4 separate regions of the Homo sapiens genome follow, and regions 2, 3 and 4 are each linked to region 1. A link is a contact called in ENCODE Hi-C or POLR2A ChIA-PET data. All regions are on one chromosome and are shown on one strand. The core of a region is the stretch at or near the end of the contact, and the rest is flanking DNA. Distances in the headings are between cores, read along the strand shown.

Evidence for each region. A loop is a pair of places that touch in the nucleus more often than their neighbours do. ChIA-PET counts read pairs that join two places held with the same protein, here RNA polymerase II (POLR2A). Pooled maps may share reads with other maps.
Region 2: a loop to region 1 is called in a map with no recorded cell type, with 8 times the contacts of the local background. The contact joins two enhancer-like sites. A Hi-C loop is called at or near these places in 3 of 37 single-sample maps with no recorded cell type and 4 of 50 pooled maps.
Region 3: a pooled map shows a loop between it and region 1 (6-fold over the local background). The contact joins two enhancer-like sites. A Hi-C loop is called at or near these places in 4 of 37 single-sample maps with no recorded cell type and 9 of 50 pooled maps.
Region 4: a loop to region 1 is called in a pooled map, with 5 times the contacts of the local background. The contact joins two enhancer-like sites. A Hi-C loop is called at or near these places in 17 of 37 single-sample maps with no recorded cell type and 14 of 50 pooled maps. POLR2A ChIA-PET finds 5 or more read pairs at or near these places in 1 of 52 experiments (activated T-cell).

Annotation. Positions count from the first base shown.
Region 1 is chr4:101,416,753-101,422,748 of GRCh38, forward strand. No RefSeq gene overlaps it. Among named protein-coding and RNA genes, the nearest start is that of PPP3CA-DT, 72 kb to the left of the region's middle. Within about 2 kb of position 2,764, at least 3 of the 41 ENCODE cell types and tissues checked have a DNase peak (open chromatin) inside an H3K27ac peak, as active enhancers do.
Region 2 is chr4:101,081,410-101,087,405 of GRCh38, forward strand. It overlaps PPP3CA (protein phosphatase 3 catalytic subunit alpha), which reads right to left. Exons shown (of 14, transcript NM_000944.5): 7 at 1,777-1,854. Among named protein-coding and RNA genes, the nearest start is that of MIR8066, 160 kb to the right of the region's middle. Within about 2 kb of position 3,307, at least 3 of the 41 ENCODE cell types and tissues checked have a DNase peak (open chromatin) inside an H3K27ac peak, as active enhancers do.
Region 3 is chr4:101,101,072-101,107,067 of GRCh38, forward strand. The region is part of intron 3 of PPP3CA (protein phosphatase 3 catalytic subunit alpha); the gene reads right to left. Among named protein-coding and RNA genes, the nearest start is that of MIR8066, 140 kb to the right of the region's middle. Within about 2 kb of position 2,465, at least 9 of the 41 ENCODE cell types and tissues checked have a DNase peak (open chromatin) inside an H3K27ac peak, as active enhancers do.
Region 4 is chr4:101,151,686-101,157,681 of GRCh38, forward strand. The region is part of intron 2 of PPP3CA (protein phosphatase 3 catalytic subunit alpha); the gene reads right to left. Among named protein-coding and RNA genes, the nearest start is that of MIR8066, 86 kb to the right of the region's middle. RefSeq lists an enhancer at 3,568-4,069. Within about 2 kb of position 3,831, at least 3 of the 41 ENCODE cell types and tissues checked have a DNase peak (open chromatin) inside an H3K27ac peak, as active enhancers do.

The DNA of each region.
Region 1 (5,996 bases), core at 1,514-4,013:
GGACTTTTATGGGCTTCAGAGGGAAGGAAGTGCATGCTGATTGGTCCATGGGCAGCTATGGGTGGGCCCAGAAAAAGCACCATAATTTCTGGCTCTGGTCTGCTGAACTGGCAGCCTGGACCCCAGGCCTCAGGCCATCCCTGTCCTGAAGGTGGGGTTTCACCAGGGACCCACTTGTATCTGCCCAGAAGCCTATCTGCCTCCTGCCACCATTAACATGCCCTCTACCATGTCCAGGCTGTTTGTGCTAAGGGGTGCCTGCAGGGCCCATGCTGAGCTGCCCTTAGCCCCACCCTGGCCTCCCTCCTGTGCTCCTTGGCACCCTAAGTCCAGAGGGAGGTGAGGCAGCAGGGAGCTGGTGTATCAGCACTCACATACCTGGCTGGCTCATGACAGCATCTGGGCTGGGCCACAACTTTTCTCTGAAATTGGAGTGGGCACATGACAGCGCCTGGGTCTGGCCACAACTTTGCTGTGAAACTAGAGCAGGCACCAGGAGAGGGGAGACGCCAGTCAGCAGGAGCAGGCACATCCGATCCTGTGGGAGCAGGGGGGGCTTCCTGGCCCACGAGAATGCCGAGATGCCCAGGTCTGTAGCCACCTGCAGGTGCAGGTGTGCCTGGGAGGGCAGGGATCCCATCCCTCCAACTTGGAACGGGGAGGGGTTTCTTCCTATTCCTGACTCCTGCAGGATCCCTGGAGTGCCTCAGCAGCCAGTGTCATAGCGGGAGCCACTCTAGATGGGTGGCTGCTGCCATCAGTAATGAAAGAAATGTAAACTGAAATAAGACTTTAGTTTGACTAACAACTTATAACATAGAAATATACTGAGGAGCAAAGACGATTTGGTAGAATAAGAGTATTCACTTAATTTTGATACATGCTAATGTTTGAGAATCATTGATGTAATAAAATATTACACAGGCAGTCAGTGTTTCAAGGAACACTTAACATGGAAAAATGCTTATAATATTAAGCAAATAAAAAGAAAAACAATTATGTATATTTAGTATGATCATATGTGAATTACAGATAATATTTTTCCATTTGTAAATACATGAGTACATACATATTTGTAAAATCAAAACCATTCCTATATGTGCATATATATACATTCGCACATACATATGTACTAGCAGAAATAAATGCTATTCTCAATACATCAGAGGAGGTAGCTTTAAATTTCTTCTTTCCACATTTATGTATTTTTCCAAGTTGTCTTCTATAATGACATATTTTTAAATTATCAATAAATATCTTGGCTACATACATTTTCACATATATATGATGTTTGCAAAGCTCAAAGCCCCAAGTTTCCTATAGCCCTAAATGTTTATTAACCTTTCGTAATCAGATTGATTTATTGCAAAGAGAGGCCCCTTCAATTGTAGACAATGTTTTATCATTCAAGAAAACAGTAAGATGTGGTACTTGGGTTGACCTAGCCACAGGCAGGATGTGGCTGCCAGAAAAGCGCTATAAGTCTTTGAGCAAAGAGCCACATCCTCCTCCCACTATTTCTTTTTTTAGCTAATGGCAACTCCTAAGATTCTGACTTTAACCAAAGTTCACATCTTTGTATTGCTCTCCTACTCCCTTTTTAAGTCAGCAACTCATAATAAGCTTAGTATATAACACAGGTTATACAATTTAAGAAAATACTAGGCATTAGGGATTTCAAATAACTGAGCTCATTTAGCCAAAATGGTAAAACAGGGGGACTCGTGAAAAAGATCATAATCAAATAACGGGTATTAATGCTATATTAAAAATTGTCTGTCTTTGTTATCTCAAAAAGCCACCAGAATTCCTTCTCTGGTCTAACTTGCAACTATCCAGACACACAGAAAGTTCAATCTATTCTACTAGTACTTGGACAATGCAGTGAATCTGACATTGTTTACAATGGTCTTAAAAGCCCTTAGGTGTTGGTAACATTTTATGTCATAGAAAATATTGTAGCATGTACCTCTTTACTTGTGTACATCACTGAAACAACTTCCCTTTGCTTCCTGCTCATGGTTATATAGATTGTATGAAGATTAGAGGGCATCCCCAACTGCTGGAAACTGACAGCTGCCCTCCATTAGGGTATTTAGTGCCTAAAAGTGACATCATTCAGCTTCTATGCTATGATAGCTATGATATACTTCACCTTCTGGAGATCATATTGGAGAAATTCTGTTGGCGGAAATATAATTCCACACCCTAAGTAAGGGCAGAATTTGCTGTGATTTGGAATAATAGTGATATATTAAAGAACAGTGATATGTTAAAAGAAGTATCCAAAAATCACATATTAAAGAAAATTAAAGAGCATAATTTTATGTAGTGATCTTGAAAATTAAATTCACTTATTCAACCTACTCAACAGCAACAAAATCTTAGATTTCCTGGTAACTGTTATTCAAAATGTATGGATGTATAAGTAGGAGCATGAGCTGATTTTGGAAACCTAGATGCTGCCATCTGAATGTTATGGCCATGTCCCCTGGTTATATTACCCAGGTCATTTTTATGGCTTCCTACAAACGCGCTTTGTATTTGACTACATTTGGAAATACTCAGAAGGTTTTCAAATGAAGCCTATATGAAAGTATAGAAACTGACTGAGTCATGGAAATCCTGAAGATAAAGTGATCTTACAGAAACTAGAACAAAGTTAAGTAAAACAAGGGTCTCGATAAAAAGCCCAGTCAAAAATGAGTAACTTAAAACACCTGTGTTTTGTCAACAGTGGCTTGGCAGCTAGAATAGGAAGGACAGAGGAAGTTAAACCCACGCTGGTTTCCAGAAGTCAGCTACAAAAAATGAACCTCTAGGACCAGATGGTTTTATGGCTTTGGTAAACAATAGATTTGCATAATGCTTCCTCAATAATTCTGTCAGGAAGAGTGCTGAGCTAAAAAACAACGTGCAATTGTGCCTTTTTTGAAAGACCAGCTCTCTAAATGGCCAACTGGTAATTAGGAGAATCTAATGCTGAGAAGGACAGAGTATATAAAGGACTATTATCTTGAATAAGTAATTGTAAATGCCAGTATATTTGGTAGTATTAGGTCTCCACTGGTGGCCACATTATACACTGATTATCAAAGGGGAATGAAGGCGTCTCTGATTTTGGGCACCACCTCCCTAAAGTTTCTTTGTTTGTTCTGCTTTGTAGCTTCCTTTGACTTTTGTTTCTAAGGCTTGCGGGGGGCTGCCATTTGGTTTCTCTTCAAGAATTAACAAACCACTTACTCTTGAATTCTCTTCTAGTTAACACAGGCATCACTACTTCCAATTGATCTCAGGATGTGGGATCCTCATACACATTTTGAACAAAATCCTCTGTTTCAGCAAGTGAGTGAGAAACCTCTTCTAATTCATTTAACCAACTAATTTAATTGGCAACAATTATTTGTACATGTGTTTTCTCCACATGCCAATTTAGATTTCTACTTTTTAACACCTGAGTCAGAAATGGGCCAGTGGAATAATATACAGATGCTCCTTGACTTACAATGGAATTAACCTCCCAATAAACCCATTGTATGTTGAAAATATCTTTAAGTTGAAGGTGCATTTAATACATCTAACCGAAAAATATCACAGCTCGCCTACCTCATAGCTCAGCCTACCTTAAACATGCTCTAAACACTTATATTAGCCTGCAGTTGGGCAAAATCATCTGGCAACACAGTACGCTGAAGAGTATCAGTTGTTTACCCTCCTAATCCTGTGACTGACAGGGAACTGTGGCTCTCTATTGCTGTCCAGTATTGTGAGAGTATCTTAGGATATATTGCTAGTCCAGGAAAAGATCAAAATTCAAAATTTGAAGTAAGGTTTCTAGTGAATGCATATAGCTTTTTCACCATCCTAAAGTTGAAAAGCTGTTAATTTGAACTATTGTTAAGTCAGGGACTGTCTGTATCACTAAAATCTACTTTTTCTATCCCCAAAACAAAGCAACAATCTTCTATTCATTTTTAAGTTGAATGCTAAAATATTAAAGGGAAGGGCTTACAAATTCAAAAGTCTGTAGTACTTAAGTAGGTAACAGCTAAATGCAGATGTTGAAGTGAGTAAAAACTAGCATTAGGAAATGCTGGGGACCATGGTAAAGTGGAAAATCTGGTCTAAAAATGAGTCAGCAGCTCTTCCACTCCAAACAATTGGTGCCATGTATTAAAACAGCCCAAGAAATGCCTGATCTCTTGGATTTCCAAGAAAAGTAAAATTAAATAATTCTATAAAATCTAAGTTTAATTAAAATATTGATGATTTTTTCAAAATTGGCAATTAAGTTTAAATTTAAAAAATATTGCAAAAGATAAACAAAATACTTCCATGAGCAGTATTCATCTTACAGAGTACCAGATTGTGAACTCTACTATGGTTTTATGGCAGTGCTGCCCTACAGAAATACAACGTGAGACATATAGAATTTAAAATTTTTCAGTATTTACATTAAAACGTGAAAAGAGACAGATGAAATTGATTTTATAATACTGTAAATATTAAATATTTGATCGAATGCAGCTATCCAAAATATTATTTCAACTTATGATCAATCGTTATAAAAATTATTAATGAGATTTTAGATTCTTTGTATTGTTTTGAAATTCAGTATGTATTTTATACATATAGCACATTTCAATTTTTACTACCACGTTTCAAATATTTAATAGCCATATATGACTAGTGGTTCTCTGTTGTACAGCACAGCTCTAAGTCTTAGAGTGCCAATTCTCATACATACATAAGCAGTGAGCAAGTCCTAGGCTGGGTAGAGTTTCTTGGTCATTAGGCACCAGGGCTGTCCCCTGTTTCTTCCCTTCAAGCTATTGCCATTGCTGCAACATCCAGCTGCGGCTGCTTTCCCCAGGAAATAATGTAAGGAATTTTAGTTATTGCCTGGATGAAACCCAATCTTAAATGTCTCTCAGGAAGTCATTTAATGCATATGACCTTTCATAATATGGTGAAAAATGATAATTCATCATGTGCTAGTATACTTCTAGTACTAGAAGGCTACCATGTCTTGAATTAAATTTTGCTATTACTGGATGGTTCTAATTTATAAAGTATTTTGTTCAGAAAAAAGAATTTGCCTGGTTATAGGGATAAGATAAAATTCAAGTGGAGAAAAGAATGAGAAGACAAATGTTCATTCAAAACTGAAGGTAATCAATCACAGCAAAATAAGAAAAGCAATAACTTTCCAATCCTGAGCTGTTCAAAGATTAGATGAATTTTTTTGAGTTCCTTATATCTGGAGGTATCTAAGCAGTGATTAATTGGTGAGATTATTGTAGCATGTTAAATGTGTAACTGGATGAGTTTTTCTGCTCTGAGCTTTGTAATAGGTATAATAATAACAGCTATGTGATACACATATATGTGCATATATATTTTCAAAGTGTAGGTAAATATTATGATAATTTATGTTTTATTTTGAAATTTAAAATGCCATCATGTTATGTTAATCTGCATTTTTATTTTACCAGTGAAATTGAACATATTTGTATATTTTTAGCAATTTAGATTTTCCCTCTTGTAAATTGCTGGTTCATATTCTTTTCCCATTTTCTTATCATGTATTTTTCCTTTTATTATTAACTTGTATGTAATTCAGATACAAGTAACTATGGGTTAAATGTGTTGTACATATGTCCTCCACTTTTTGTCTTGTGTTTTTACTCATTTTAGGTGTCATTTGAAAAACAAAGTTCTTAATTTTAATTTAGTCCAGATTATCAACCTTTGTCTTTTATGAATATTGCTTTTTGTACTTGTTTAAGAAATGTTTCCCTACCTCGAAGTTATGAAGATATAGCCTATATTAATATTTTATTTGTTAATTATGTGTTTTTATTTGCTTTTTACCCCTAGGGAATTCATATTTGCATATGGTGAAGGTAAGAATCCATTAAATAAAATAATGAGAGGACATTATTTTGGAGTGAGCTCATACACTAGGCCCGAACAGACCAAACCAAAATGGAGTC
Region 2 (5,996 bases), core at 2,057-4,556, 330 kb before region 1:
TGGAAATAAACCAACAATCCAGTTACTAAGCAGAAATAATTTATAATGTAACACTTTAGTTCTCAATTAAAAATACAGGTGACTGTGTCTCTTTTACATAAGGATAAAAATGTATCTCATGACTTCTGTGTAATCAATTTTAGGAGTATCAGTTTAGAAATACCTCTTCAAAACAACATTTTATCATTTCTTCGTTGATCTGTGTCATTTATTTCTGGTAGACTGAACCGTGCCTAATATAGTTAGGTTCTAAAAGCAGCTCAAAAAGTATCTTTAGATAGATAAACAGCCACCTTAACATTTATAATTTTAAAAACACTGTGAGTCCTCTCTTTTTGGAACTTGGTCATACTATAAAAGAAAATGCCCCCTTAAAAACCTTTTGAAATGTTCTAAAAGTATGTATTCTGATTATGGAACTGAGCTTCGTTATGGAAACAAAATCCATGTGAAAGACAGTTTCACTCTTAATCCTAGTACCTTGACTTTATAGACAGAGGGTGACTATGCCTACTTGACAACAAACAAAAACAAAGAAACTGGATGACATAATCTCAATTTTTCCAATGAATCAATCAACTTCTCATTTTAAACAAAAATACTTGATATTAACTGATGCACTTAACACACATTCAAGTAAGCCAGTGGTTATGGGTAGGTAGTGCAATCAGGATAAATCTGCCAAAAATGGGCAGTCAGCCGACTGGAACACAGCCAAAATAGCATAGTGACACCATAGCCTTGACAAGTGAGAACAATTATTTGAAGACCTGACTGGTTGGGTATATAAACAGGTTACTTCAAACATCAGCTACAAAACAGTGAGTATATAACACTGGATCCGTTCACACCTGTTGACTGATTGCTTGAAAACAGCTAATTGTGAAATGAACTTGGTATCTTCCTTGATTCAGGGATGTCATAGACATGGGCCTCCTTCAAAATGCAGGTATCTATATTCCCAATTTCAGCACACAGGTTATAAAAAGAAGTGCTACTACTTTTCAGAAAACCTAGACTATGAAGGGATGAGTTTAATTATTCAAAGGGAAGCAATGCCTTTCAGTGGAGCCTACTGGGAAACGGTATCAGACCTCAAATCTTAAAAGTAGTCTAATTTCTCCCTAATGTAGATTTAATATACTATTAAAGTGAACATCTGAAATTTCATAATTTTCTAAACCTCCAAAATTGTTCTACATCTTAGAAACTTACCAGGTGAGACAAAATCAACTTTATTTAATCATTTGCTAGTTAGAACATAAACTTTTCCCTGTTTTTAAAGATGTCCCTATTCCTTTCCCTTTAAAATCAGGGATATTACAGGGATCAGGAATGGTATTCAGGATTAGGAATGGTATTCTTTAAAACAACAGTAAAATGTGCAATACCTGTTAAATATTTAGTATAATTCTCATTCATATTTTCAACAAGACTGAAAAGTAGCTGGTAATTTACTCACTTATATGACAGTGTAAATGCAACAATTGAGAGGAATAAGAGGAGGTGCCCTTACAGTACTTAAGAAATCAAGCTGAAAATGGACTTGTTCAGGCTAAAGATGTAAGAACTTTACGGGAGACTGTACGATACATCTGCAGCCATTCATTCCCTAGGACTCTGTCATACCTGTGTCATCCATCAGAAGATAATTTTAAGCTCTAATTCCTTTTGGGAGTGAGCCTGGTAAAAGGGAACCTGCAGAGCCTAAGCAAAGTGAGGAAGTTCTGGAAAATGGACAATGCATGGTTTTTATAAATGCTCAAAACTGCTCACCCTGCATCTTGGGCTTCGTGGGCTCGGAGTATAGATAACAAGTTATTGTGCTGTAAGAATTCACATACAGCCGGGTAACTGCCAGAGACAAAAAGAAAAGGGAAGCATCTGTTAGGAAATCATCAGGAGTAGCACATTTATCTCTAACATCCAGATCTATGTGACTGGATCAAAGATAATCAAACATACATCATTCATGAAACAAGCCTCTTGACTCTAAGGCCAAGTTTATCCTTGTGGCAGAAAAAGCATCTACAGCTGTACTTTTTACATAATCAGAAAGGGGTTGAGGTGCATGAACTGGGGGAAAAAACATAAGCCATTATAAAACATTAGGAAAGTGTCCACTCTCAGAAAAATAAATTTTTAAAAGTCTACATTTAAAGACAAAGTGAACGGAGCATAACTATAACAAGATAATGAATTTAAAATATAAGTCTCAATTTTCTCAAATATTGCACCATTTGTGCATATGTGTGCATGTATGTGTATACAACAGAGATAACTGAGTTTGCAGGCAGAAGAGAATACATATGCTCTCTTCTGCCTCCTAATTATTTTTGTTTCTATAATCTCCCAGATTTAAGACTCCTCCCATACGGTGGGAAATCAAGTTATTGCTTTATCTAACATTATGGGTACAATAAGATGATTATATCATTCAAAACCTAAACAAAATTATGGATATTCACAAGGCTTTAGAATTTGTCCTTTAAATATGATCAGCAGAACTTTATCTTAAGACTTATCTATCTTGACTAAATAAAACATCCAATATACAATTATGTTTGTCTTTTAAGAGTCTCAAACTCAAATAACTTCATTATAAATGAAATTCAAATCATAAATTAAACCTGAAAAACCTTTTACAGTCATTATGTCTCTGCTCTAAGAACTTTTAATGAAACAAATGTGTATTATAAAAATAAATTTTTGACAATGCAAATCAAGGTACAGAAAACCAATATTCAAACTGCAAATATTCACTAGAACTTAAACTATATACCATTGAAAACATTCATCAATTATAAAAATAGCACTGCAGGGAAACATTCTAGTAATGTATGTTATTCAAATAATTTATTATAAAAGAAAAGATAGTTTCTGTGTTACACATTTTGTACAAATTCCCTGACCAACAGGAAAAAATTATCATTAAGATAACATACAGTTGGCCGGGCATCGTGGGTCACACCTGTAATCCCAGCACTTTGGGAGGCAGAGGCGGGCAGATCACCTGAGGTCAGGAGTTCGAGACCAGCCTTGCCAATGTGGTGAAACCCTGTCTCTTACTAAAAATACAAAAAACTAGCCAGGCTTAGGGGTGGGCGCCTGTAATCCCAACTACTCGGGAGGCTGAGGCAGGAGAATCGCTTGAACCCAGGAGGTGGAGGTTGCAGTGAGTCGAGAACGCACCATTGCACTCCAGCCTGGGCGACAAGAGTGAAACTCCATCTCAAAAAAAAAAAAAGAAAGATAACATACAGTTATAGAGATACTGACTATAAAAAAGATTCAGTTCTTTGGCAAAAAGGGATCTGAAACTGAAAACAGTCTCTGTTCATGTGCCCATGTGTAGTGTGTTTTGTAAGAGAAAGGGAGAAAAAGAGGAGATAATCATGGGGCCTCCACTTCCTAGTTGTCCCCAGTCAATTCAATAAATAAAACATCTAACTGATGAACATGAGTGTATCTTAGAAACTGGAGAGGATGGCCCAGTCTCTGCATGGAAACATGCCCATCTGGTACCCAGAATCAGGTGTTGACCAACATGTGTCTTCAAAGGCTTCTGTTCTGCTTAAAGAAAAGTGAATATACGACCTTTCCAGGTAAGTGTGTGTCAGAGAAAAAAAACAAAAACAAAAACAAAGAAAAAACCACTTTACTTTCAGAGATACTGGTTGGTCTTTCAAAAACAGCAGATTTGTTTGGTATATATTAGCTATAAAAGGCCCAGCTAAGGGGCACAGAATAGGTTCTCAATAAATGTTCCTTCCCTATCTTTTTTCTTTTTTTGAGGCCTTCACTTAAATTCCTTGTGCCTTCGCAATGCCTCTGTATAGAAGTATACTGTCTTGTTACCACTGTCAGACAGGTTGCCTGACTATGTCTGTCACTTTTTTGCCCTTGGTAAACGACTTAGTTGCCCTTTCTTATTTGCCCTTTTGGAACAACTTACACTATTCTTAAGAAAGAATAATTTTAAAATATTTTCGTCACACTAAGTTTGATACCCTTATGTGTTTAAGCTAAGTTTTTCCCCATGAAAATATATACCTGATTTTTATTGGAAATCTGAAAAAAATAAAATTAATCAAGTGCCAATTTGCTAGGTTAACAGCATTAAGTGAGGAGTATTTGCATTATTGACTTGGAGGGAATTCATTTTGAAGAAAAACTTCAGACATTTTCAAAACATATGCCATCATATACTCAGCTTTTCAAAGAAATACCAACATTTTCCTCATAGATCTAGACAATACTTGAATATCATCTAGATTCCCACTGTTGCTGAACTATTTACCTAGGATATACAGAAGTTTCTAATAGTATTAGAAAAGAGAAACAGAAACTCTGTTCCACTTTTATGCTTTTTAATGGAAATTATCACAAATCACAAAATGTTCAAGCTGAAAAGCACTGCGTATATACACACACACACACACACACACAGAGAGAGAGAGAGAGAAAGAGCGAGAGAGAGAGAACGGCAGGAAAAGCATATTGCTAACACCTAAACACCCCAAAGAGATGAAAAATCACTTATTCCCCAGTAATTTAGCAGAGGCCCAGTGATGATTGTTCCATTTGTTAGAAGACAGTATTAGCTACAGGGAGGGGCGGTATAAGTTCAAGGCAGGTTTCTGTCCTAAGGGTATTTATTATCTTAGGAACATAAAGCATTATAAAAAATATTTTTAAAAAATTACTATATTATAAAACACATTGAAGATAAAATAGAAGTTTTATAAAGATATTATAAAGCAAGCAAGAAAGCATCTGAAATTAATCAGAGAAATCTTTTTGAAAAATATCTATCTTTTGTTATATATTAAAGAGAATGACGTATGCAGATTGGTAGATAGGAAAGGGGTTAGAATTCTGCTCGGAAAAGAAGAGGGATCATCAGAAGCTGAGTGAATAGGAACAAAGATAAGGAAGGTAGAAAAGAAAAAAATGTAATAAATGGTAGAAAAATTGGCTTGGCAGTAGAGCAAACAGTTACTATTAGATTAATTCTGTTTATTCTCTTGTATTTGTTTCTATATCATATTGAACTATATTTTCAACCTTGAGTTTAATCTCCCAGATGTAAGACTCTTTAGCCATGACATAGCTAGTGGGCATTATTAAAATGTTTTTTTTTTAAATGTTTTTATGCCTTTATGGATACTTTCCCTGTGCAGTTTTTCCTCCTGGAAAGGCCTATTCTTCTGCCAAGTCTTCACAAGTTATCACCTGTGAAGCATTCTCTTCAAGGCTATCTCACCTAAGGTGTACACAACTGCTGTATCCACTGTGTTCCTACAATATATGTATCTAATATATCACTTATCATGTTGTAGTGTAAATTATATTTCTACTTCTGTGCTCCAGCAATAGTGAATGCCTTAGGAGAGGAACACCGCTTTTTCATTTGCATTTTCATATCTTAAATGCTTAGCAGCAATCTGTCAGCTTATTGGGGCTTATGCTCAATTGCTGAAGTAGCTTCAATAGGGGCAGTCAAGCAGGTGAGAGATGCAAAGGGTTTCTTTCCCTCCTCCCTCAGTGCTTTGGCAAAGCAGAGGCAGGCAGCCTGCAATCCCCTGCCAATACACAAGGAGGAAGCCACAGTCTCTTTGGTGTCCTTCTCCTCTTCCAGATCCAGTAATAGGGAAGACCCTGCCTGATTGTTCAACTCCTCCTCTGCTTCTTGGGGCCTGGGAATGGGTACTTAGCCCAGGAGTGTCCTGGGGCTACCTGGATGCTGTCAGACCTACCTTTTCCTAGGACTTGCTGTGTTTCTTTTTTGTCCCAGGGTTCTTGATCTAATTTCATTTTTGTCCAATGGGGATCAAGTCCTAAGGGGCCAACTCTTCCTGACAGAACTTTTCCAGAATTTAAGTTCAGAAGTGGCAAGCAATTTTTATTTAAGGCAAACTTTTTAGTAAAGTAAAACATCTATACAGAAAAAGGCAAAAATTAATTTGATGACCTTTCACAAAGTGAACACCCTT
Region 3 (5,996 bases), core at 1,215-3,714, 320 kb before region 1:
ATAGGTTGACATTAAATTATATATGTTACTTTAAGTTTCTAATTACCACTTTCTGATTATAGTTATTAGCTAAAGTTCATGTGACTAATGATATTAATATGTCTGAAAAGTTGACCAAATGGCCTGTACAAGCGATCCTTAAAGCATCATGATCTGTTGATGTATGTAACGTTTCCTGTTACCTCAGTGAGTAGTCCGGTAGCTTAATGAGTCTCTGCTACAGATCGGGTTTTATAGCTGTACTTACATGTTTCAATAAAAAGAGTTTGTATTACTCAAGCTTGTCTCACATTTCAGGGAAGATATTCATAAACTATTATTAATGTCAATGGGAGGACTGTCCCCAATTTAAAATGTCTAAGGCTATACCTTAATCTGAAAGTAATATATGTATTTTTCCAAATTGGTCGTTAATTTAGGATGTCTAGTTTGGAATATGAATGGATATGAAAACTCCTTTAAAAATACATTTGCATGTTGAAATTGCTATTTTGAATATATTTCATTTATATGCTGGGGGAGAGAATACATGTTCTGAAGGCACTTAGGCTACTTTTTTAAAGTTTTTTTTTTCTTTAAGAGAGGTATAATATATCCAGTGAAACGTCCATAACTCAAATCACAGATTAATTAATTTTTACACAAATCCCATGAAACCACTACCCAGATCCAGTTACATTTCAGCATTCAGATGGCTCCTTTCAGCCTCCTCCTAGTCAATATTCTTTTGGAAATGTCATTATAATTCTGACTTCTTTAGATTAGTTTTGCCTGTAACAATTTGTTTTAAGGCAAAGTTCTACCTCTCCAATTAAAATCTAAACTGGAACTTTGTAACCCCACTCAAATACCACTAGAGGAATCACATTCTAGGACCCACATTTTCTTTTTTTGCTATCTGTTAAAGACCTTTTTCTGACATTAGCATGTGGCTTTATCCCGTCCAGTCTTAATTACCATAGTTCTTTCATAACTGAAACCTCAAAGCGGGATATATAAATGCACGATGCTAAATATTTCTATCCTATATATTTACACCTTTTAAATGATGCAACATACATGTAATATCCCTGATTATTTAATGGATGTAAAGTACCTAGTATATGACAGGAGTTGAGGAAATATTAGTTCCTTTTCTGTAAATGAAGAAGGAAAGAAAGGAGGGAGGGAGGCAGAGAAAGGAAGGAAGGAAGGAAGGGAGGGAGGAAGGGAGGGAGAGAGGGAGGGGAGAGAAGCAGGGAGACAGAATGAGAAATAGAAGGCAGAGAGAGAGAGACAGAGAGAGAGAGAGAATATAACTCAATTTCTAAATTCTTGGCTCAAAATACCCTAAAAATAAGTCTTCTTTTCACATTTTATTTCCTTCTTCCCTGTAACAAGAATAAAATATCTTCCCAAACATTGACTAAAACCACAAAGGCAGCCAATATGGAAGAAGTGGCATGGTAAATGAAAGGGCAAGGGTGGACTGGAGGTGGAGCCCTGCCAGCATTCTCCCTCAACATCTGGTGGGAGAGAGCTGCCAAGTACAACACTGTCTTGCCGGCAACTATTTTACCATCTAAAGCTCTAACATTCTGAAGAACTGAAGATCTTCAGCAAATCATAACCTGATAGTTTTTTAAAAAAGGGAAGTCTCTTGTAAAAAAAAATCACAATCAATGAAAGCAGTGAAATACAATTAGTTAATTGTTTATTTTTGTCTATGTGGTATCAGATGGCTAACTTGAATCAAATTTTCAGTGAATTAATTGGTTAAGGTAGAAACAAAGGGCTGTGTTACACTGGCCTTTTCTGCATGGTGAGATGTAAATGAGGTGCGCTAATCACTTCAACTGGACCGCTATTGTCTTTCTATTCTGACTCTTAATTAAACAAATATTTACACTTTAAGGTTAGTTTAGGTTACTCAATATGAAAGATGGAGCATCCTCTATTTTTAAAATTAATTTTTGCCACAGACATAGCTTTCTCCTGTTTAATTTTCTCCTATCTTCCCCAATGAAGCAGCACTAAGAATATAATTTTCTTCGTTAATTGGTTCACTGATAATAATAGTGCAATAATTTACTTTGTAATTTATGCTTTTAATGATAAGTAGTCTTGAAAATTGCATAGAGAAGTAAAGAAGGATGTAAAAGAGGAAGCAAGGAAGTAAAAAAGAAAATGGACAGCTTTAGGTACATATTAATCAGCTCTTTAAAGTAACTACTCGTACTGTGAAACATTCCAATCAAAAGTGCTGCCTCTCGATCATCAAACTAAGTAAAGGATTTGCATCAGTTGGGAAAAGATCCAAACTCCTGAAATATCAAATGTAGCTCCTCTAAGACATCACTTGCCTGGTCTGACAAGCATGTAGACAGGCAGCAGTGGAAGAGCAATGCACTATATAGACGACTGGCTACAGGGAGACAGCCAGGCAATTTCTTCTTCATGTCTGTGGCATTACTCTGTCACCTAACATCTCTTGTTGTGCCACTTGCTTGTTATTCTCAGGCAGAAGCATGGAACATTGTCTGGTTTGCTGTGGTTCATTCTGGTCTACGAATTCACAGCTAATAAACACAACACCTCTTCACACTTAAACTTGTTGAGGCCTGGAGTTGAGATCTGGATCTAAGTTGAGAAGCCAGCTCAAGGCAGTGTAGTGCAAAACGGCTAGAAAGGGAGTTTGAGGAAGTGAATAGAAGGAAACAGCTGTGCATGCCTCTGTTTGCAATTCTAAGTTTTTCCTTGTGTTCTCAGAGAAACACACTCAGCCACAGACCTATATATACACATATGCTTGATCAAAGAGATTAGGTACTGTAATGCAATCATCGGCAAGAGCAGTATTTGGTGTAAGACAAATTATTACTCAAAACAAAATTACCTCTTTCATCACTACTCAAAAGCTTGCTTGTCTTATTTGGGCTAACTTTGTGGGAAATGATTTCTAATTTTGGCAAAAGGAGAAGACTGGGGTGGGGGTAATGCATAAAATGAGCTCTGTGTACTGCCCAGAGCACATTACCTAGTGCTTATAAATATACCCAGCAGAGACTGTTTGAAATCTGAAATTATCCTTCAAAGCTGACTTGGTAAAAATTAAACTGAAGTGCTCCCCTTTGCCCAGAGGATAGCCAAAGGAGAATACCTGCAGTGGAGCCCTGAATTATTGAGATGAATTGAGATCCTTTTGAAGCCTGTTAGGATAATACACGCTGGAAAACTGAGCTCTTATTTTAGGATTTTTCTTAAAACAACAGTATCATACTCACAGAGAACATTTTATATCTAATGCTTTGATCTTCAGATTATATAGATAGGGAGAAGGCTGTGTGTACGTTTGTTCATGCATGGGTGAATATAATAGTGTGTACCAGTTTCTGCATTACTGATTTTTTTTTTTCGTGGTGCTTTGTGGTACATGTAATGAATATACTATGGCAAAGGCCTGGGGTTAGTGGAAGAACACAGGCTTTGAATCCCAGCACTGCCATTTACCACGTGTGACCCCCGAGCCTCAGTTACTGCACTCATAAAAGGAACGTATTTACATGTTCCTTGCAAAACTGTCAAGAATAAATGAGGTCATTCAAACTATTGAAACAACAGCATTTACAACATGCTAACAATGTCAGTTTCCTTAATCCACAATAAAAAATCCTTAAAGTATTTTCAGTAGGTACATTTTATATAAATGTCCATGCTATTTTACATACGATATCAATGAGCCATTCCAAAGCCTCTCAAAGGTCACAGTCTAATCAAAATGGAACATTTCACATATGAGTCATTTTGTCATTTTTGTATGTATGTGGCAAGTCCCTGGGTTGTAGTCTCAGACTCTTGAAGTTTAATTAAAGAGCTGTTTTTGAAGATGAGGACTCCAATACATGCATCTTAGAACTTTTAAATGCCCCATAATTCCTACACTTCATATGTCACCAACATCCAGTTTGATCCTTTGCTTGAATTTCAAAAGGAGCATACTAAACAAAACATAGCAAATTTCATAGTTCAAATATCTAGATTAATTGTAGACTTTAAAAAAATCTGCTGAGGAACAAATTAGTAAACTGCTTCTTGACGTCTTTTTTTCTTTTTTTTCCTTTTTTTTTTTTTCTTTAAGATGGAGTCTTGCTCTGTTGCTAGGCTGGAGTGCAGTGGCATGATCTCGGCTCACTGCAACCTCCGCCTCCTGGGTTCAAGCGATTCTCCTGCCTCAGCCTCCGGAGTAGCTGGGACTACAGGCGCATGCCACCATGCCCAGCTAACTTTTGTATTTTTAGTAAAGATGGAGTTTCACCATGTTGGCCAGGATGGTCTGGATCTCTTGACCTCGTGATCTGTTTGCCTCAGACTCCCAAAGTGCTGAGATTACAGGTTGAGCCACCACACCCAGCAACATCTTTACTTAAAAAAAAAAAAGAATTCTAAAATGCTCTAATTAGAAAAAGTTTAGAAAATTTCAGGTGGTTTGAGGACAGAGATTCAGAAGCCTGCACTCTTCAAGAAAAAAAACAAAAAACAAACAAAAAAAGGTAAATAAAGAACAATAAGATTAAAGAATATTATCCAAAGATGGAGTTGGTGGCACAAAGAAGGAAAAGTCCAACTATGCCAGCTGTTACTCAAGCCACACATGATGTAGTATCGTACTTTATTATAAAATTAATAAGCAAGTGTTGTGACCTTTGATTACCTTTAGAAAGATAGGAAGTTGTGAAAAGTCACAAATGTTATAATAAAAAAAAATTTCCAACGCAGCACAACATCATTTGACTGACAAAAATAATCACTCCAACATGATAGTCTTGGGATTTCCTCACTTAGAATGCAAGCTTCAAGGAAAGTAGGATGCCTATTTCATTCATCCTGAAAAACTTTATTAGGAGTGCTACAAATGTTAAATGAATAAGATGAATTTAAGAGTTACTAAAATAATTTTTAAAATATTCACTTAGATTCTACATAACCCAGGCCAGAATACAGGTTTGCACACTTTGTAATCTGAGCACTTTGGGAGGTCAGGGTGGGAGAATTGCTGGAGCTAAAGAGATGGAGACCAGCCTGGGCAACTTCGTAAGACCCTGTGTCTACTAAAAATAAAAATTAACTGGGCATGGTGGTGTGTGCCTGTAGTCCCAGCTACTTGGGAGGCTAAGGCGGGAGGATCACTTGAGACAGGCAGATTGAAGCTGCAGTGAGCTATGACTGTGCCACTGCAGAGAATGAAGCCACAGTGAGCTATGACTGTGCTACTGCATTGTAGCCTGGGTGACAGAGGGAGACCCTGTCTCATTTAAAAGAGAGAAAAGAAAGAAAGAAAGAAAGAAAGAAAGAAAGAAAGAAAGAAAGAAAGAAAGAAAGAAAGAAAGAAAGAAAGAAAGAAAGAGAAAAGAAAAGAAAAGAAAAGAAAAGAAAAGAAAAGAAAAGAAAAGAAAGAAAGAAAGAAAAAGAAAGAAAACATTCTATATAACCCTAATTCAAGGAGAAGAGCAGAAATCCTTGTCCTCCCATTGCTGTTTATTGCCTACCACAGTCTTCCTTAATCCTGGCCACATACGAAATCACCTATGGCCATATCAGCAAACTGTGGCTCAAGGGATACAAGTTGAAGGAATTGGGCCATTTCTGGGAAACATCCTTAAACAAGAAGATATACCCTTCTCTTTCTCCCTTTCCTCCTTGTTGAATATTATGTGGAGAAATGATGGTTGAAACTGATGTAGCCATCTTGGGTTACTAGTTTGTCTGTGGAATGAAGCCATGAAAATCAGAGCAAGAAAGCAGATGGAGCCTAGGCCCTGGCACCACGCTGTGCCACATCAGTCTTGGATTGCTGTCTGTGGGCTTTTACACACAGAAAAATATCTATCTTGTCCAAACCACCATTATGTAGGGGTTTTGTTTTGTTGTTGTTAATCCTGGCAGACACCAGTCCTAATGTGATATAAAGGTCTTACAAAATTAGTACTCAATTGCTTTTCCATCAGTTAAGCTGGTCA
Region 4 (5,996 bases), core at 2,581-5,080, 260 kb before region 1:
TTGCTCTGTTGCCCAGGCTGGAGTGCAGTGGCGCAATCTCAGCTCACTGCAACCTCCGCCTTCCGGGTTCAAGCAATTCTACTGCCTCAGCCTCCCGAGTAGCTGGGACTACAGGAGCATGCCACCACACCCTGCTAATTTTTTGTATTTTTAGTAGAGACGGGGTTTCACCATGTTAGCCAGGATGATCTTGATCTCCTGACCTCATGATTTGCCTGCCTTGGCCTCCCAAAGTGCTGGGATTACAGGCGTGAGCCACTGCACCCAGCCAAGTTTCCTATTTTTCTATACATATGCAAATATTTTATTATTCTGGAAATACAAAATAGAAAAACCTCATTATTTCAACATAACTAGAAGTATGGTGCAGATTTGAGTTGCTACAAATTTGAAACTTAAGAATTTTTTCCGAATATTTGAAGAAAGCAGAGGTAGTATTCTAAATTTCTTTCTAAATATCCACAATTTAGTATTAAAGATGTTTTTAATTTATTCTTCCAGTTAAAAAGCACTGACTGGATAGATTAATGATTAGATAGACATAAAAATGCACTTTTAATATTTGGAAAATCATATAGTACTTTGATCTAGGTTGAGATGTATTAACATAAATCCTTATGAAACTTGATAAGAAATAGGTAAGAGTAATTGAGAATAACTAGCAGAAGTGTTTGTAAGTAAAATAATACATCTATAATGCTTTTGGATATTTGAAAAAGATTTTTCTTTTTATGAGTTACCTCTAAAAGCTGTCAGTACACCCTGTCCAAATGATCACATTCTAATGTAGTAGGTGCTGAATAAAGACATTTTACTTTGTAAGATCATGTAATGTCATAGGCTACTAACAAAGTAAGAAAATTGGCAGTTGTAAGACCAGATTTTGGACAGAAAATAATATAAAATGCAATAACATAACTTGAGTAAATTTTACTAGAAACAGATTTCTCTATCATGCCATTAAGTCCTTGTACAACTCTTTCTCCTTATCAACCAATCAACCAGTCAATCTGCAAATATTTAAGATAACCTACCATGGGGCAAGCACAGTATGACACAATGAAGAAAGAGGCAGAGAAACAGTCCTTGCAAGAAATAAACATATATTCTAGAAAGATCACAGATAACATAGGCCACTGAATGTGTGATTAAAAGTAAATCTAAGTGTACTAGTCTCACTAAAAAAAAGAAAAGGAAAAAAAACGCGAAAGCATTAGATGGTATACTTCTGTCGATAAAGATTTCCCATAGGAGTGACATTTAATTTGAGACCCAAAGGGTGAGTAAGGTTTATCTGGGTCAAAGGGGAGCTTAACAAATTCCATTAAATGTTAGGTATCTAGTAAATCTAGAGTCTGGAGATTAAGGGGAAAGGACCAAGAGAAGGCTGGAGAAGAAAGCAGAAAGCAGAAAGCAGTCCTCTGAGCATTCGGGGTGAAGTGGTAGGACGGTAAAGTGTTTGGATTCTATCCAAAGGGCAAAGAGATGCTATTAAAGGGTTTTGTGTAGGGACAGTGGACTGACTTGTATGTGCAGAAACTCTGTGTGTGGGTCTGAATGAGGCAGGCATTATTTTAAAGAAAAGAATTCAGGCTTTTCTCAACATGGAACCTAAAGAAAGCATGACATTATACCAAATAAACATCCCTTAACAATAGAACTTGCTAAGTTCAACTATCAGCAAAAAATAAATTACTATGTTTATTTCATCTTTCTTAATAACATTCATTTCAACAGTACACATATAGTTCAAGATTTCTGAAGATACTATATACTACTGGCAAAGTAGAATTGTATAAACACTTGGTACATGGAATATAAAATTATTGTCATCACCTCACATTTGTTTGTTTAGCTGCTAAAAGATCTTTGAACAAAGAATCACGTCAACAAAGAGGGTGTCAAAATATCAACAAAAAGAGATCTTGTCAGAGCTTAATTAGGGCTTCCAATTAGAAAACCAAACTAAGAATCCTATTAGCACTCAAGTAGGTATTCTCCTTGCTTAGGAAAAAACAAACAGCTCCCACAGGTTATCTACCTAGCAAAAAGGAATTTTATGAAGACCTCTTCCTAGTGGGATTAAGTCAACAAAGACAAGCAGCATGAAAATCTCAGAACCACATTAAGAGAACCACTGTGTGCTCAGGCATACTTCCTGCAATGTTACCAAGTTACTATCACAGTTCATTTTTAATACAATACATTTGGTTGTACAGGATGTGGATTCTACAGAAAAAAAAAAGCACAATACATTTGGACATATGCATGGCCTTCTCTGCTGCTCTCTGGTAAAAGTTATTAAATAAAGCCCATGGCCACTTTTAAAAGAAAAAAATTTCCAAGTCAAAAGGAGTAAATATGCTACTTAACAATAGAACCAACTCAGTTTTTTATGAAGTACCACATTTGCTTGTATATGTCATCCTTATGAACACTGCTTGCCTGCCTTCTTGTTTTCAAGAAGAAAATAGTTCTATCCTCCACTCTAAATTACTTCTTGGCCAGAATGCTTCAAAAACTGTGAATGGTCCTGTTAGCTAATTAAAACAAGTTTACCACCATGAAATATTTGCTGTTCTCCCAAAAGTCAGGTATTCTACCAGTGAATAAAAAAGAGAAACATTTTCAAACCCAAAGTAACATATCAAGTAACAGAATTCTGACTAGTAAATTTATAAACAGTATCAAAATTTAAAATTAGTTCCAACAATTAAAGAGCACGTGATTTACTCTGTACAAGAATTTGGAAATGGTTCTTTTCCCAGATTGGTGGAAAGGGTGGGATAAAGAAAAAAATCTAAAGCTATGCTATGGGGCAATAAAAGTGTTCCAACACATCTAAAAATTACCTGGCCTTCCAGAAGTAATATTTAAATTCCAACATTTTGTCACAGAGATAATAGAGAGTCACTGGATTTTAGAAATTGCTGCTTAGACTCTACCCAGTGTAATCATTATGACTCTAATTATGATTGAGTTTCTTCACCTCAATAACAGGTTCTCCAACTACTCAAGTACTTCCATTTTATGAATTTCAAATATGCACTGAATTACATTTGTTCTGCCTGGCATGGAATTTAGCAAATGTAAATCTGCTTCAGAACACATTCACTCCCAGAATTTTTTTTTTTTTTTTTTTTTTTTTTGTGATGGAGTCTCACTCTGTCACCCAAGCTGGAGTGCAGTGGTGCAATCTCGGCTCACTGCAACCTCCACCTCCTGGGTTCAAGCGATTCTCCTACCTCAGCCTTCAGAGTAGCTGGGACTACAGGTGCCTGCCACCACACCCAGCTAATTTTTGTATTTTTAGTAGAGACGGGGTTTCACCATGTTGGCCAGGATGTTCTCAATTTCTTGACCTCATGATCTGCCCGCCTCGGCCTCCCAAAGTGCTGGGATTACGGGCGTGAGCCAACGCGCCCAGCCATATAAAAAATATTTTAAGATTTCACTGGACTTGGTATGTTAAAACATACAAACAAACAAAAAAACTACCTTAATCTCAAGGCAGAGGACAAAATCTCATTCTTTCCTTTTGACGTGTCCAGTAGCTAGCACAGTGCTTGACACCAGGTATATACTCAATAAATGGTTGAGGAATTGAATGCATAATAAAAGAGTAGATGAATGCATGAATTAATGAAAACAGATTCGCATTATGTAGAGCACCTTTATCAAACCCCTTTTCCCCTGAAGAGGTAAGGTAGGCATTCTTTCTGCATCTGAGGCCTTGGATTGGCTTCAAGAAAGATGAAAGTTCCTTCCTGCAAGTGCTGTTCATCCACCTTTCTTTCTCATGGGACAGAGGCAAGCACTCCAAGATCAGAAAGCAGTATGACTCAGAGGGTAGCTAGCCTTTAAACTGAATCTTTGTTAAGCCAGGAGAGACAGTTCCTTTCTCCTAGGAACAGATCCATTTGGCCCCAGGCTTCTGAGAAAAGGGATAATTATATGACTAACATAAGGAATTGTTAAGCTTAAAAGATTCCTTTTTGTTTTAAGTTCCCACTTTGGGAAGCACATAACTACTTCAGTGCACTAACTACATGCCTCATTACTACTTAAGGGTATATTAGATTAATTTTTATTTTAACTTGAAATAATTTTATTCTCAAAGCAGGAAATATCTTTTAACTCGAAATGTGTTGAAGTAAATGGTGAACGAGTATCAAATTCATCAGAAAATATCTACAATAATATGAATACGAATAACAAAGGCAGCAGCTAATATTCATTGAGCTCTTATCATGTGCTGTGTATTGTTTTTATCCTCACAACCACCCTACAAGGTAGACAGGGACCCTTACATGCATTTAGAGATACGGAAACTATGCCTATGGTCAAGAGCTAGTAAAAGTCAGAGTGGGGTTTCACACCCAGACAGTCTGATTCCTAGTACCTGCTCTATGATTCAATTATGCTTTTCATATGAAAACAGGAAATCTACTTTACTAAATCAAGAAGTACCAAAGGTAAGCAATTCAGGAATGACTTGAATAGTTCTTTTCAGTGAGTCAATCCCTCACTCTGTAACAGAGGGTGCTTCCACATCTCAACTCAGGGGGCCTTTACAACCACACCAGTCCCCATGTGAAGCCCAGAAGGCATAAAGAGAGACACAAGAGAGATTAAAGAAACAGAATAAGATTTGAAAGCTATTCTAAAACAAAAATCAGAATAAAGCACAGCAATAGAAAAAGGCATATTCCAGGCCAGGCAAAGTGGCTCCCGCCTGTAATCCCAGCACTTTGGGAGGCTGAGGCCGGCAGATCACCTGAAGTCGGGAGTTCGAGACCAGCCTGACCAACATGGAGAAACCCCGTCTCTACTAAAAATACAAAATTAGCTGGGTGTGGTGACACATGCTTGTAATCCCAGCTACTCGGGAGACTGAGGCAGGAGAATCGCTTGAACCCAGGAGGTGGAGGTTGTGATCGTGCCATTGCACTCCAGCCTGGGCAACAAGAGCGAAACTGTGTCTCAAAAAAAAAAGAAAGAAAGAAAGAAAGAGAAAGCCATACTCCAGGGACAAAGAACAAAGCAATTTGGCTAGATTTGAAAGGTTTATGAAGGAGAACAGGAGATAGGTATGGGCCAAACTGTGGGTGGCCTGAAACCAGTTTCATGAAGTCCTTTAAATCGATTTCTAAAACTGATGGTGAGTCACTACATGTTTTTAAACAGGAAATGAGGAGTGCAAAACGTTATTTTAGCAAAATTAATCTAGCAGAGTTTTAAAAATGAATTAGAAGAGAAAGAGACAAACTACAGACAAAATAGGCAGGAAATACCACGTTCCCTTAGCAATCACAGATTAACATTCATAATTTCAAGTTTTCCCAAGTGATCTCCAAATGTTCCCATTTCTAATTTTTCTAAGGCACAGAGTTATGAGGTCGGTTTGTGAAAGCAATTCACTAGCCAGCACTATGCTCCTGCTTCTCAGGGAAGTATGGTTTGTCTGTGGTTGTTTTTCCCCCTAGGCCAGGGTCCTATTCTCACTTAGTAAGTGATGAAAAATGTTTCTGTATGCAAAGTACCTCCAGGTAAACTGCAACTGCAGGTGTAGAAATAAACAATGAATTATTGGATAGTAATGACAGTAGTGATTTAATTGTGAAAGTTCCACACATTAATTCCTTGGTAATATCAAGATATTTTATACTTTCACCTTCCAGGCATTTGTGTCAAGAAGAAGACAATAGAAATAGGAAAAAGAGAAAGCTGACACAAAAGACATTGAAATGAAAAGTAGGACTTAGTGGCTGACTAGAGAAAGGGGACGAGGAAAAGAAGAAATGAAGACAGTCTCTAAAGTTTCAAGCCTGGGAGACAGGGAGGATGGCAGTGCCTTGAGTAGGCTAAAGAAATCCTAGAGGTAACCTAGTACAAGGAAAATGAGACTGGTGTCTGTGTGCGCTGAATCAAAGTTCTTAAAGGCTGATGATGCAAGTGAACTCCTGTCTGGCAGAAGAGAATTGACTTAGATAATT